Linked DNA regions of Homo sapiens: region 1 is linked to region 2. A link is a loop called in an ENCODE intact Hi-C map of the cell type or tissue named here. Cell type or tissue: right lobe of liver. All regions are shown on one strand. Links, peaks and the distances in the headings refer to the core of each region. The heading gives the core; the rest is flanking DNA.

What was found. Peaks named below come from ENCODE experiments on the same cell type or tissue, not always from the same donor. Only the 100,000 strongest peaks of a DNase experiment are listed, where the experiment ranks them.
Region 1: a loop joins it to region 2, with 6 times the contacts of the local background. A loop is called at or near these places in 1 of 110 quality-filtered maps.

Annotation. Positions count from the first base shown.
Region 1 is chr3:97,900,032-97,905,418 of GRCh38, reverse strand. It overlaps CRYBG3 (crystallin beta-gamma domain containing 3), which reads right to left. Exons shown (of 22, transcript NM_153605.4): 15 at 4,934-4,966. Among named protein-coding and RNA genes, the nearest start is that of RIOX2, 70 kb to the left of the region's middle. In right lobe of liver, for the core only: no CTCF peak of the experiment used is centred there; no DNase peak of the experiment used is centred there; H3K27ac peaks cover 1,308 bases.
Region 2 is chr3:97,949,759-97,955,145 of GRCh38, reverse strand. It overlaps RIOX2 (ribosomal oxygenase 2), which reads left to right. Exons shown (of 10, transcript NM_153182.4): 5 at 651-754; 6 at 4,258-4,360; 7 at 5,131-5,302. Among named protein-coding and RNA genes, the nearest start is that of RIOX2, 20 kb to the left of the region's middle. In right lobe of liver, for the core only: no CTCF peak of the experiment used is centred there; no DNase peak of the experiment used is centred there.

The sequences.
Region 1 (5,387 bases), core at 157-5,156, 50 kb after region 2:
AGTCAGGAAACAACAGGTGCTGGAGAGGATGTGAAGAAATAGGAACACTTTTACACTGTTGGTGGGACTGTAAACTAGTTCAACCATTGTGGAAGTCAGTGTGGCGATTCCTCAGGGATCTAGAACTGGAAATATCATTTGACCCAGCCATCCCATTACTGGGTATATACCCAAAGGACTATAAATCATGCTGCTATAAAGACACATGCACACGTATATTTATTGCGGCATTATTCACAATAGCAAAGACTTGGAACCAACCCAAATGTCCAACAATGATAGACTGGATTAAGAAAATGTGTCACATATATACCACGGAATACTATGCAGCCATAAAAAATGATGAGTTCATGTCCTTTGTAGGGACATGGATGAAATTGGAAATCATCATTCTCAGTAAACTATACTATCGCAAGAACAAAAAACCAAACACCGCATATTCTCACTCATAGGTGGGAACTGAACAATGAGATCACATGGACACAGGAAGGGGAATATCACACTCTGGGGACTGTCATGGGGTGGGGGGAGGGTGGAGGGATAGCATTGGGAGATATACCTAATGCTAGATGACGAGTTAGTGGGTGCAGTGCACCAGCATGGCACATGTATACATATGTAACTAACCTGCACAAGGTGCACATGTACCCTAAAACTTAAAGTATAATAATAATAAAAAAAAGATTATAAAAAAAAGACTCAGAAACTTAAAAAAAAATAAAAATAAAAAAATAAAAAATAAAAAAAATAAAAATAAAAGAAAAGCCGCATGAGAAGAGAGACAGGTTGTCTTGTTCACTAACTACATTCCCAGTTTGTTTATTAGTTGTATACTGCTGAGCTGAAGATTTATACTTCAACATTTTCACAATGAAGCCATGAAACATCAAATCCTGGACTACTGATACTGCCAGTGAAGCATATTTCAGATGGTATATACAGTAGCCACCTCCAGTTTTTTGTCTCAGTCTTCATACCCGGAAAAATCAATTAAAATTCATATACACACGCAGAAATAATGTTATAAAGTATCTCTTGATTTGATGGGTTAAAATAATCTTTGTCCAAACTTTAAAAACTGGGTTAAATGCTTATCTGAGTTGACTAGATGAGATATGGTATATGATTCACCCAGAATTAGACCAATTCTACAAAAATATGCCTCACTTTGATCACCTTATCAATCCTCAAAATAGAACAATTCTCATAATAATGTTCTGAGGATTGTCCATAGAGAAACCAACTCTGAGCTTGCTGATTATAATAATTAACTTGTGGTTTCTACTGTTGGTGAAATTAAGGACAGAGCCTTGGAGAAATTCAGTCCTTGGAAAAACTAGCTGGATAAATGACCATGTTGGCTACCTTTACAGAACAATCGATAACAAATATACAAAACAACTCAGGTTGCTTAAAACCGAGGCAAATTGACAAATAAGAGATGAGTGTTTTCCAGACTACACCCATCCTTCTGTGCCATGTTGGTACGGCTCAATCCCTAACAGCTCCCCAACTGGAAATGGAAGCGAAGGAAAAAAAGTATTCCTCTGGTTTGCTTTTCACATGTATTATTGTATTTCTTTCTTAGAACTACCAGTATTGAGCAGAAATTATCTCCACTATATTATGAAGATTTTACAGAAATTCTTTTTGCTACATAATTTTCACTTATATACTAACAATATGTGGTAATATATATCTTTAATATGACAAACTAAAAATGCAATGAACTACTGACAAAACACAGCTGTGCTCACTTATTCTACAATATCAGCATTATTTTTAATGTAATTTTAGTTACTCCAATACTAAAATAGTTTCTATGAGAAACTTTCTTCCCTGTCTAAATAAGACTTTCTCTAGCCCTTTGAGCCTCCCTCATAGAAATATGTTGATTATTAAGGAAAAGTCTTATTTCCATTCTTCTATTACATCACATCTTTCTCATATTGTAGTGTTATATATTTCTCATATTGGTTATATATTCTACAATGATTTCATTTCCCTTATTAACCATAAAGGCTTTCTTTACTGAAATAATTCTTCCTAAGTATTTCTGTGATTTGGCTCCTATAAAAATGATCTGGTTAAAGTGCCACAAAGAAGTGTTTTCTCTTTACTGCTTGTGAATCTTACTGTATTTGCCTAAAGCTGTGATTTTCCTATCCCCCATACATGAAAACAGTAGCAACAATTATTACAGATCCTGTGATCACTTTAAAATTCAGTGAGGCTAAATTATCCAATATAAGAAAACGCCTAGTTGCTTTTCTTGGTGAGAATCATGCATAAAATGGAACAGGGGCTCAATGTTTAAATAAATCCAAACATTTAATTATATCTGGAAATGGACTTTAAAAAGATTCTAGAAACAAAAGGTACTTGGCTGAGTCAAAGGGGAGAACTGGTTAGAATTTCTAGAGAATGATGCCTAACTACAACCTCCTCTGAAAACTAAATTCACTGTTATAAGATTTAATCTAGTGCTAGATTTCAGATATTCAGGACTTGCTGTAAGAGAGATGATGACGACATGCAGATAATACATATTCTGTTTGGTTTTTGTTTTGTTTGGGGGAAAAATTAAAAAAAGTCACTTGCTAATGGTGAAGAATTCTATAGCGATCCTGTATATCTTGAGTTGCTAATTAGACATAGCGACCAACCTTCAGTCTTCAGGAAAAAAAAATCTTCTCAATAAAAGGTGGTGTTCTCTGCATGTTCTCACTCATAAATGGGAGTTGAACATTGAGAACATATGGGCACAGAGAAGGGAACAACACACACCAGGATTTGCTGGGGAGTGAGGGGCGAGGGGAAGGAACTTAGAGGACTGGTCAATAGGTCCAGCAAACCACCATGGCACACGTATACCTATAAAACAAACCTGCACGTTCTGTACATGTATCCCGCTTTTTTTTTTTAGAAGAAATAAAGACAAAAAATTAAAATAAAATAAAACTTTCCTAATCCCAAAACAAAAAATAAATAAAATTAAAAAATAAAAAGTGATGTTCCACCAATATCTCAAATAAGCCATATCTCATCATAATGTTTCCAGGTCAGCAACAATATTTTTAATCACCATAACACTCATAATGTATATTAATCCCTACACACATACATTTTCTGGCTTTTCCCCTCTTAGGTTGCTTGAGGTTCCCTTTAAAATCACCAGCATAAAAAAATTCCCTCTCTGACTTGAGCTCTGAAATGAAACTTCCTCCTTATTCCTCAGGGAAAATTAGTACCCCATCTGAACACAGCATCTGTATTGCCAATCTGACTTTTGTAACTACTGCCTGTTGAAAATACTTTCTAGTTATTGAACGGAACCAGCGTGTCAGCCAAGATCTGTTTGTTTAAGTAAGCATAAACAAGAAGAATGTCTGAAAATTGGTCCACTGAAAATAACAAGACCTTTGATACTGGGTAAAGCAAGAATGTTTTGTTCATGTGTTACCAAATATCCAGCTATCATATACCTGTCAGAAATGCTTATTTCACAAGGCAATAACTTAGCCATACCCAGAAAAATGAAGTGGAGCTGATTTCACTGGGCGTTTTCTGCTGCTTCCTCTCTTCAAGTTAGACTGGAAATACTATCAAGAAAATCCTCCCAGCAATCTGCCCCAAACAAGGAAGTCCATAAAAAAAGAACAAGGAGGTAGGAGCAGGAGAAACAGAGATTTAAAAAATGAGGCTTTTTATCTGTACTTAGAACTCAAAAAATGTGCAGTTTGAAATAACTTCTCTTTCTTCTATCTACTCATGTTATTTTGATTCATGTGAAAAAATACTTTAAAAATCCACAGTTGGGAGTTTTCAAAATTTCAACATAAAAATCTGGCAGGAAGTGTCTCTAAATACAACAACTCAATTATATTCAGAAAGGAAATGTTCCCAATAGGCCTGAGCTAATCAGAAAATAATAAAACCCGAAAGCATTGTGAATGCAAACCTGGTAAAACTAAGCTGGTCTGAAATAAACACTGACATGAATATGAAAAACATACACATTCAGAGAAAAACACACACATTCAGAGAAAAACACTGAGCATTATGTAAAGGCAGCAAATGCCAAATATTTAAAAGTAATTACTATATTTGGCTTTTTGACAACAATTTTTCTGAATTTGTAATTTAAAATAAAACGAAACAATGTCTCTCACCCCCTCTTCCTTCTATAGTTGTACTGCTCGTATCATGATTATGTCTTTCTTTGATGTAAAACCCTGAACATGTGGTTTTGTCAAGTGCGGTCCATACTAGAAATGTCTCTTTTGCTACTTCTAGTTGTGTGTATAGCACTTACTTGTATTCTGAATCTCAGATTTATTGTCTATAAATGGGAGTAATACTGACCTTATGGACTTCTGAATTAGAAGTGTTAAATAGGCACAATTTCTAGCCCTCAATAGAAAATAAGCAAATGTTGGGCTCCAAAGTATTGTCCAGTCCCCTTCAAACTATTAATACAGTAGAAATGAATATAGGGTTTCAAGTTCACTAGCTCAGAAATATTTGATTATAGGTATTAGAAATACGTGTACATAATAAGCATGCCAAGACGTGACTTCTCCATGGTAAGTTTGCTCTTCCAGAAATAAATATAATATTCTATGAAGAATGTGACACTGAAGAAATAATGGACGATGGGAAAGAAAGAGTGCCAGAAGTTCAAAATGACCCTAAAGTGGTCAGAGCTACCGCTCTGTCAGGAGAAAACAAAAGGAAGTGTGACAAACCCAGTCTAATACAACCACTGACAAAGATGTGAATTCTTCTGCTCATAGGTACCAAATGCAATTGTAATCTGCTCTGCCAGAGAGACACATAAAAGTTATCTGCAGAAAAGAGAAAGATTTGAGAGAAAGGGTATAAATGCTTTTAGTAAACAATTTAACAATTACAAGAATATTTTTAAACATACCAAATGCGGAGGTTCATTTATCCCAAGTGGTTCCTGAAAAACATATTAAAACATTTTCAAAATTGTAATCACATAATCTGTCTTTTTGAAAGTTTTGAAAATACCCTTTGAAAAAAATTTTTTTTTCTTTTCTTTTTTGAGACAGAGTATTCCTCTGTTATCCAGGCTGGGGTACAGTGGCACAGTCTCAGCTCACTGCACCCTTGATCTTCAGGGCTCAAGCGATCCTCCCAACTCAGCCTCCCAAGTAGCTGGGACTACAGTCATGTGCCACCATGCCCAGTTAATTTTGCTTAATTTTGTAAAGACGAGGTCTCACTGTGTTGCTCAGGCTGGTGTCGAACTACTAGGCTTTAGGGATGTTTTACCTTGGCCTCCCAAAGTGCTAGGATTGCACCCCTGTGCCACTGCACCCAGCTTGAAAAATTTTTTTCATGGTTTGACCTATTTATGA
Region 2 (5,387 bases), core at 166-5,165:
TGGGAAAGACAAGATGGTAAGATACAGACCCTGCGCCTAGAAGTACTCAAAAATTATCAGGAAGTGGGGGACTGGCGGATAAAATCATATAATCCAATCACATGCCCATCATTGCCCTAAGAGCTTGGAAGCAGCATCTCTAATCCTCAAAATAATCCTGTAAGGTTTGGGGCTATTAAACTTCATTTTACAGATAAAGAAACTGAGGCTTTGGGCAGGTAAATTGCCAGATCATCAGCCAGTAAGTGGCTGTGTCTGTGTGACTCTAAATTCAAGCTCCTACTCTTAACCACTGAAGCATGCAAGAGGGAGGAAGCAGGCGTCCCAGGCACAGGATGTTACCTTCCTTGATCCCTGCATCAGGGCAGGGTAGTCTCAGGTGAGTCTAGTCTCAGCTTGAGAATGAAAAGATAGTGACTTCAGGCACCGAGAGCCTCTCGTGGATCATGGTTAACAGTGACAGGCTCACGGACACAGAGAAGCTAGACTAGCTGCACACGACATGAGCCCAGCATATAGACTGTGCCTTGAGGTTGTGGTTTCTAGAATGGAGAACTGAGACTCAAAGCCCATATTTATCTCCCTGAAATGAAGAGGACTGAGAAGGAATACTTATTAACTTCTCTACCCTTTCCTATTCCTTCCTTTAGCCGGGTGATTTGTTGTACTTTCCCAGAGGAACCATTCATCAAGCGGACACTCCTGCGGGGCTGGCCCACTCTACTCACGTGACCATCAGCACCTACCAGAACAAGTAAACACTGCCTCCCAGCTGCACATGCTAGGACAGCTCTGAGTCCTGGCCTGCAGCAGCCACATTCAGGAGGGATATGAGGGAGTTGGCCCCTACCTCCTATGCAAACCCCAGGGTTTATGTCCTTTACTGACTTCCACATTCCTTTGATGTCCCATGTATGTGACTGGTCCCTCTGGACTTGCTTCTGGGGACATCATGAACCTGACTCTGTAGGATGTGGGGCATTGCCCAAATAGAGAGTCACATAGTTTGGAAAGAAAGAGACTAGCTGTGGGTACATCAGTGTGTTAGTGATGCCAGGCTGGGCTCATACTCTCTCTCTTTTTTTTTAATATGATAAAATATATAGAACATAAAATATACCATTTTAAACCATTTTAAAGCATAGTTTGACATTAATTACATTCACACTCTTGTGCAGCCATCACCACTATTCGTTTCTAAAACATGTTTATTCCAACAGAAACTCTGTACCCATTGAAATCTCTTGGTCTCTTTGAGGGTTTCTCTTTTTACAGTCCATGAAGTTAAAGTAGGACAGGCAGTCTGGAACAGCAGGAACTAAAGTGCATGTGCTGACAGCAGTTCCAATTAAAATCATGTTCATTTCAGCTAGTACCTCCTCACTGGGTGGCAGTGCTGTGTGAGTTATATCCAAAAAGCAGCAACCTTGCTGGTCCAAATCATATTTAAAAATACTAATCATGGCCAGGCGTGGTGGCTCACTCCTGTAATCCCAGCACTTTGGGAGGCTGAGGCGGGTGGATCGCTTGAGGTCAGAAGTTTGAGACCAGCCTGGCCAACATGGTGAAACCCCATCTCTACTAAAAAAAATACAAATATTAGCCAGGTGTGGTGGTGTGCACCTGTAATCCCAGCTACTCTGGAGGTTGAGGCAGGAGAATCACTTGAACACAGGAGGTGGAGGTTGCAGTGATCCAAATCACGCCACTGCACTCCAGCCTGGGCGACAGAGCGAGACCCTGTCTCAGGAAAAAAAAAAAAATACTAGTCATGAGTTAATGTGTTAAACAAATATGTACTAGACATTGTGTTTGTTGCTGGGAATTCAAGGATTTTATCGAAGGGGTTTTGAGAGAGCTTATACTTTGGAATTGGTTGTAGGAGAAGAGATGGTGTGATAAATTCTATTGTAGGTTTGCAGAGGAGACTCTTGGAGCATAGAGGAATGCATTTAGCTAAGTAGGGGCATTAGAGAAGCCTTCAGAAATGACACCAATGCTGAGTGAGTCTTAAAGGATGAGTAAGTAGGGGTGGGTCAGCAGATCAGAGTAGGAGAGGACATTCTAGGTCCAAGGGACGGCAAGTCACCTCCTACCTTCAGGGCCAGAACTTGCAAAACAAGTTAGTAAGCATACCTCTGCTTCCTCATCAGACTTTTCAGTGTGAATTTCACCTCTACATTTAAAAGACTTACTGGAGGAATTAGCTGAGGCCTGGCCCTAGTTTAGTGCTATCTTTCCCACAAGTAGAAGGCCCAAGTTTGTATTAGGCTTCCATTTTGAAAAATGCCCTCATCACTTTGGCTAGGTAGGTTCCTTGCATTTTAAGGGACAGAAAGTCACCAAAGCCAGCTCAAGAAGTGCAGGGTCACTTGAGGGAGTGAGTCCTAGAAACTCCAGGCTACAGAGAGGCTGGAATTAGAAGTCCATTCTGGATTCAGAGCAGTTCTGGACCACATAGTTTGGCCCTTTGAATATCCGTGCATCTGTGGGTGTCCCATCGTTAATGTTTCTCAGGTACTCCCTTTCTGTAATTCTCTTTTCCATTTCTCTTGCTGCTACCAACTGGTTTTCTAGTGACTGGTGTTTTCTCCCTTCTGTTCCTTCTTCAGCTTCTGTTTACTCATAACATTAGGCCATCACCAGTTGCTACTCTGACCTCCATCTCATTGACCCTGTTAGCTTTTGCTTCTGCTAAGGACCTGACTCACTCTCTGTTTCCCAATCCCAAGAGTGAGGAACTGGCCGGCTGCCCCTGGGTCCTATTCATTTCTTCTCTTTTCAGCTGGGGCTGGGAAGAGCTTCCTAAGTTACAGAAGTTGCCTGCTTAGGATTGTGGGTGGGTACCATGATCAATGTGTCCAGGCTGGATTTTGACCTGTGTCTTGGACAGTGATGCTGGAGCTAGAATGAGAAGATGTGACTTGAGGGCCATTGCTCCCCAGAAATGATCCTGTGTTTTGAGCCTAATGCTCCTTCAGGTACCATGTAAAGGTGAATATTTGGGGCCTCTTCCTAACACCTGTCAAGGTAGCATTGTTGGAGTGTTTGGGGGTCTGCTGTATGTTGTTGATTTGGTTGTTTTACCAAAGTGGACCCTTCAAGAGATATTCCTAAATTGTGGGAAGTCCCAATATCTATTCTGACTCTTAGAGGAGCACTATTTAACTTCTACTAAATTCCTCCATGAGCTGTTGCTGTATGACTTCCACCTACATAAACCTGCAAAGGAAGCACATATTGTATGGTGCTGAGAGATCTGCATGTGCCCTCCGGGTTGAGACTCAATTAAAGATGCAGGGTTGGATATAACATTAAGTCACAAAGCAGTGAGGCCGCCAGGTAGTAGATGTCTTGGGAAAAGTGTCTCTCATGTGGCTTTTGTCCTCCTTTGCAACTTTTCTGGGAGGGAAGCATAACAGTGTTAATTTTGCTTACTGAGTGAGAAGTAAAAGTCATACTGTGAATTTCCATTTTCTACTAGCCGGCAATTTGAAATCTGCTGGTGACACAGGAAAATTTTAAATAGCTAAGAAATGTTTAAAGAGAGCATCCCCACAGAGTGCATTTCTTACACCGGCACGCACTTAGGAATGAGCCAATTCCAGATACCCCAGAGAAAGCAAAGGTAATTGAATAGGGATATTTGTCCCTAGATGTTATTTTTAGTCACTGGCTTCTATCCCCCGGTAAAACCACTGCTAGACATAATTGTTTTGGAATTATTGATGGTAGATATTTTCTTTAGGAGTAGCATCCCTTGTAAGTGACAAGGAAAATGTAACATACAACTGTTCAAATAATTACACAATCCAGATATCTTGCTGTTACCCCAAATTTGTTGTATTTATTGCACATAAAATTTGGTTTTAGATCCTATAATGACTGTTTAAATTTCCTACAAATCTCCCCTCATAGACACTTTTGTTAAAAATTTGGTCCATTGAACTTCCTGTTTTATGAAAGTCTATGGTTAATTTTCTGAGAGCTTTTAAGAGAAATCAGTATTGAAGCCTAGCTTCCCACTTTTAACTTTGCAAGTGAGTGTCTGGAACGGGGAGGGAGGAAACAGGGTGGTTGATGAAGGTCTTAGATTTCCATGCTGAGTAATGTCCAATTAATGGAACTCAAAATGCCTGGACAGGGAAGCCATAATCCAATTTGTAGCTTTTGGCTTTACTAGCAATAAGTATTTTATGTATATTTCGTATGCACTCACTGTTTTGGTTTTTTTTTCCCCCTTGGTGCATATCCTAGTTCATGGGGAGATTTCCTTTTGGATACCATCTCGGGGCTTGTATTTGATACTGCAAAGGAAGACGTGGAGTTACGGACCGGCATACCCCGGCAGCTGCTCCTGGTAAGGAGTAAAGGCAGGTAGGAATGAAGGATGGTAGCTGCAGCCCAGGCCAGCTGAAGTCCTACCTTAAGGACCCCAGGATACTTCTTCCAACATGAGCCAGGCTTGTCTACTGTGCTGCACTGCTGAGCTGTGTGACTTGCAGAATGAGTGGAGTGCCATGTGTTATGTGGTGATCCAAAGAACTGTGATGTTGTACAGACAGCTCTGTATTTCACAGTGGCAGTAGCAGGCAGTGTGAAAATGTTGGTTGAGTAAATGAATAGTACGGCCAGGAGAACTGTAGATTTAGCACACATCAGATTACTAGTTAAGAGAAACTCACTGTACTGGAGATCCTGGCCTCGGTGTATTCGTTGGCCTCCTGTTCTTTTATTACATTTTGAAACAGGAGTGTTATTTGATTAGTTTTGAGATGAGTGGATTAGAGCTGAGTTGAGCAAAGGTTGCTTTCTCTGAAGCATTCATCTTAGGACAGTGACCTGCTTTCCAAAAGGCAGAGCTCAGACTGTACCATATTTCCAAGGATCTCTATTTCTAGGCAAAATTCTGAAAATTTTTTGCAAACAATAGGCAGCTTAGAATTAACAGTGTTTATAAGGAAATGATGAGATATCATTCTTAGGGGCTCAGGTTGTCCCTTCCCCTTTGGAATGACATGGATTAATGTCTATACCCGGTGGCTGGCAGTTTTGCAGTCTACTGTGGAGACTGAGCTGGGCAGTAAGTTCTGCTGGCATCTGGGCCAGGACTCACTTCTGTGTTCCTAGCAGGTGGAATCCACAACTGTTGCTACAAGACGATTAAGTGGCTTCCTGAGGACACTTGCAGACCGGCTGGAGGGCACCAAAGAACTGCTTTCCTCAGACATGAAGAAGGATTTTATTATGCACAGACTCCCCCCTTACTCTGCGGGAGATGGGGCAGAGCTGTCAACACCAGGTGGAGCTTGCTGTTTTCTTCTGGGTGGTCAGAGGCTAATGCAGGATGTTTACGGTTTTTCTGGGTAGGCTCCTTTTTGAACAGA